Regions from separate parts of the Homo sapiens genome. Here region 1 is linked to region 2. Evidence: chromatin loops called from intact Hi-C (ENCODE). Cell type or tissue: spleen. All regions are shown on one strand.

Region 1 (2,500 bases), 400 kb after region 2:
ATTAAAATGTCAGGAAGAAATTGTCCTTTAAGCAGATGCTACCTGACCCAATACTGGAAATCAAGAGATGAAAACTTTACCATTTAAAGTGAGATAGAATATATGTAACGATATATACTTATTATCATGCCCACCTCAGCACCTACGCATGCGCACACGCACACACACACACACACACACACACACAGTCAAAAGGTGAGCAACAGTAGATGCCTGTGCCTCCTTACTTCAAATTATTTTGTCATTTGACAAATATTCACTGATCACCTATTGTATGTCTGATAATGTCATAAGCACTTTAGACACATCTGTGAATAAAACATACAAAAATATTTGCCTTCATGGAGCTTATTTTCTAATGTAATCCTAGGCAATGAGAAGAATGAATCAGTATAGCATTATGTACTTTTTTTTAAGATAGGCACAAAGCTGAGCCTAGAGCCAGTCTACCAAACACTGTAGAAGAGTCATAGAGCATTTGAAAAATAAGTCAGCATAAACCTTCTCTTTCTGCTAGTAATCAGTTATTTTACAAGCCAGTGTTGTCTAGCACTTTAAATGTTCAAAGCATCAAAATACGTCAGCACGATTGATCTTCTCAACTTCTATTATACCATTATACCATTGAGAAAAGGACACAGAGAGGCTAAGTGATCTACCTAACATTACACAGCTCATCGGAAACCAATGCTTTTTCCATTATGCCATACTGTTCTTCTAAGTTAGTGGAAAATGCATGAGACTTCAATCTAGAGTAGAGAAGCCTGTCTGAGCATCAAAAGAACAAAAGCCTAGGAAGCTCATAAATTTTCATGTAATTTCAGGGATGGAGGTGACCTCAACAGTCATGACTATAAAAAGCTATTCCTTCACCACTACCTCCAAGCTACCTAACACAGCCATCCTATGTTCATTCAGTAGCTTAAAGTATCCGCTGCCCAGCGTCTGTCTCAGAAGCCTGGCTTCTGTTTCTAGCATCTGCTTAACGATCTCTTGAGCCAGAGATTCAGCAGCAACTGGTTTCCATCTTGACACACTGATAATATGTCAGAGTTAAAGTTAAGGAGTTACTGAGTATTTCTGGCCACAGGAGGAATATAGAATATTAAACTGAAATGATATCTAAAAAGTGCCATCTCAAAAAACTCACCTTAACCACACTCAGCCCACAACAGAAAAAATTTAAAAAGGAACATCCATCTCAATTCGAGTGACATTTTTTCCAGATCAGCAGAAATGTTAATTGTTTTATGATCATGACTTTTTAGGCTTCCATAAGGCAAAGTAATAACAAATCTTCAAAGTCTGTCAAGTGTTTGGGCCATGGCTCATGATACAATGACTAGCAAATTACTGCCTTAAATCTGACTTAATGCAAAGGGCAACTGGCCCAAAGTCAGCCAACATGACCTCTTATCTCATTTTTGTCTTTTATTAAGTGCAGGATCCTGATTAGTAACATTGAGCTAGAGACATGCATAGATAATCTCGTTTATTCCTAAAAATAACTGTTTGATGGTAATATCCCTACTTTTCTGCGGAAACAAACTGAGGCTCAGAGAGGTCAAGTAATTTCCCAACATCACACAGCTATTAAGAGCAGAACAGACTAAGAACCCAAGTTTTCCTATGACTCCAAGACCATGTCCATTTTATTAGTCTTCATCCAATTCACAGAAAATGAGCATAACGACACCCACCCAATCTTTCTCCCAAAGCTGTTGTGAAATCAAGTGAGCTAATATTTACTTTAGAAGCTCTTTGAAAAAATCCACAAATATTTATTGAAATCTTATATCTGCTTAGTACTGAGTTGAGTATTAATATAATAGTTGAATTCTAAAGTCCAAAGTACAGCCTTTACCCAAGTGCAGGTCATTATTGTTAATTTGTACGTAATAGTAATGACAGCAATAAGTAACTTTCCTTATGTTTTAAGTACTGAGAACTTCTGGAAGCATTATAAGCAGAAGTACCATTAAACTCTCTACATTATCCATGACTATTACTGTGAAGTTATTACTATCATAGACATCCACAATGATCCAAAATCTGTGATTGAATGTCTGGACTAACTGTCAAAATGTGGCCCAAGTATTCAGTCTAGTTCCTGTACTGATAATCATTTATAAGCCACTTACCCTCTTTCTCCCTTCACCTTCGGTCTTTAATATAATAGAAAAAGAGTAACCTGCCATTAGGAGTGCTGTTAAGATACTGCAGCTCTCAGAGACTGGCTCTAAGACATGCTGAGCCCATTAAATGCACTGTAAAAGTCCCAAGTGGTATTAATGTTTAACTTTTACATACAGTATGCTACAGGAGAAACAACTACACAGAAAATAACAATGCTAAGGGCCCTTCCTGCTAGACCATTATAGCTAAGAAGAAAAAGCCAATTGTTCCCTTTGTATAGCTTATCATAGCATGTGGTAGGGATTCTATCATTCTGTAATGTTTTTCTGGAGTGATTGAAAGTTAAGAATATGCTTGACTAGAT
Region 2 (2,500 bases):
CTATGATGAACCCAAGGTGTGATACCTGCAACTTCAACAGCAGTGAGGTAGACAAGATCACAATATGGGGACCATCCGATAAAGGCCCTAAGGTGGTTGGGTTCCATCATTTGACCCAGACAGAGTCTCCAGGTTGGAAGGGATATACTGCATCTGTGAGACTAACAGGTATTCTTTTCCTTACCCACCCTTGTATTTACTACATGGTCTCACTTAAGGCTTGCATTTGCCTTCTTAAGGTTAATTCCCCAATTTATTTTAAATCCCCTTTTATCTGAATTATGATTGAGGGTGGTCAGCCGAACACTATCTCACAGGGTGAATACCCGGTTAATTTAGTAGGGGTGCACCTGACATGGAGAAGGACCACGGGCAGCACCTGATCTCACCTTAGATGAGTTTCTTGACAAAACTTCTTTAACAGCTGTTTGAGTGTCCAGTTCATTCTTTCAACTCTTCCAGAACCCTGTAGGTGATAAGCTGTATGCAGTTTCCATTTGATTTTTAACATCTGCGTTAGCTGTTGTACTATCTCTACCACAAACACTGGGCCACTGTCTGATCCTAATGTTAGAGTCAGTCAAAATCTAGAAATAATGTCCTTTAGTAAGATCTTGGTTACTTCCTGAGCTTTCTCTGTCCTGGTGGGAAATGCCTCAACCCACCCTGAGAAAGTGAAGGCAAACACTAGCATGTACCAGTAGCCTCTGGCTTGAGGCAGCTTGGTAAAGTCCACAAGCAGGTTTTCACACGGTGTAGCTCCAGTTTCTTGAATCCCTGGGGGCCATGTTGGCCCCTGCCATGGATTGTTTTGGGCACAAGTTAAACATTGCTCACAAATGGCTTGAGCGATGGCAGTTAGGTGCAGCACATAGAAATGCTGTCCTACAAGAGTCTCTAATGCAGTTTTTCCCATATGCATTCCTTGATGAAACTTTTATGAACTGGGCGGGCGGGGGGGCTATTGGAAGGCGAGCCTCCCATCTGAGAACTTCCACCAACCTCCTTTCTGGTAACTTCCACTGTCCTGCTCAAATGCCTTTTCATTAGAGGAGTAGTTAGTGGGTTCTGTTAGGGGAAGCTCCAGTAAGGGCATGGTAAGGGTTTCCTCTTCCTTCTTAGTTACCTCTGTCATTGCAGCTCTTTTGGCTTCTCTGTCGCCTTTCTGTTTCCTCTAGCCTCGTCACGCCCTCCTGTTTGATGCCCTTTGCAATAGATGACTGCTACTTCTTTTGGAGCCCATATGGCTTCTAAGAGCTGCTCTATTTCCTTTTCATTTTTGATTTCCTTTCCTTCAGTAGTTAATAATCCTCTTTCCTTGTATATGGCTCCATGGGCATGCAAATGGCAAAAACATACCTTGAGTCAGTATAGATGCTTACTGACTTTCCTTTGGCCAAGAGCAACGTTCTAGTGAGAGCTATTAGCTCAGCTCTTTGGGCCGAAGTTCCGACCAGCAGAGGGCAGGCTTCAGCTACTGAATTCAGTGTTACCACTGCATATCCAGCCCATCTGACACCTTCAGATATGAAGCTGCTTTCATCAGTAAAGTATTCAACATCTTGGTATTTTAAGGGCTGGTCCTTTAAGTCTTTTTAGCTTGAGAAAACCTCATCCACTGTTTCCACACAACAGTGATACCCTGGGCCACACAATGGGGGCTTTCCATGCTCCACCCACTGTATTGGCAGCAGTGTGGCTGGATTTAGATTATTCACAGTCTCTAAGGTTATATAGGGGTTTTCACAAAAAAGTCCTTGATATCTTAACATCCTAGGGTTAGAAAGCAAGCGATACCCCCTCTGCTCCAACAGGGTGATGACCATGTGGGGCACGCAAATTATTAACCTTTGTCCAAATGTGAGCTTGTTAGCATCTTGCGCTAACAGGGCAGTGGCTGCCAATGCCATCCCATAGCCACCAAGTCTAGTCACTTGAACAAATATGCCATGGGCTGATATCATGACCCTAGTTTTTGTACCAAGACTCCTGTAGCTATTCCTTTTCTTTCATGGACATACAGGTAAAAAGGCCTTGTCATGTCTGGCAGTTCCAATGCTGGGACCTGGATCAAGGCCTTCTTGATTTCTTTGAAGGCCGTGTCCTGCTCTTTTCCCCACAGGAGGGGTTCTTTCCCCCCTCCCTTTGGTAGTCTCATACAATGGTTTTGCCGAGTGTGTAATTTGGAATCCAAATGTGAGACAAACCAGCTGCCCCTAAAAACTCCCACACTTGTTGTCCAGTGCCAGGTTGAGGAATGCCACACACAGTCTCTTTTCACTCATGTCCGAGCTCACGCTGCCCTTGAGAGATGTTAAAGCCAAGATACCTTGCTCTTTGGCCACAGATTTGTGCCTTTTCCTTAGACACCTTATAGCCAGCCTCCCACAGAACACGAAGGAAGCTTTCTGTGCCTTGAAAGCACTCTTCTTTTGTGGGTGCAGCTAACAATAAATCATCTATATACTGCAACAGGACACGGCGGTCACTTGGTGGCATG

The links. Peaks named below come from ENCODE experiments on the same cell type or tissue, not always from the same donor. Only the 100,000 strongest peaks of a DNase experiment are listed, where the experiment ranks them.
Region 1: it touches region 2 in a loop (7-fold over the local background); 50 of 110 quality-filtered maps call a loop at or near these places.

The regions. Positions count from the first base shown.
Region 1 is chr6:63,926,212-63,928,711 of GRCh38, reverse strand. All of the region lies in intron 35 of EYS (eyes shut homolog), which reads left to right. It overlaps LOC105377836 (a long non-coding RNA gene), which reads right to left. Exons shown (of 3, transcript XR_942649.2): 1 at 2,142-2,500. Among named protein-coding and RNA genes, the nearest start is that of SCAT8, 120 kb to the right of the region's middle. In spleen, no CTCF peak of the experiment used is centred here; no DNase peak of the experiment used is centred here.
Region 2 is chr6:64,330,055-64,332,554 of GRCh38, reverse strand. The region is part of intron 29 of EYS (eyes shut homolog); the gene reads left to right. Among named protein-coding and RNA genes, the nearest start is that of SCAT8, 520 kb to the right of the region's middle. RefSeq lists silencers at 1,384-1,543, 1,305-1,599. In spleen, CTCF peaks have their summits at 1,236 and 1,443 (motif pointing right); no DNase peak of the experiment used is centred here.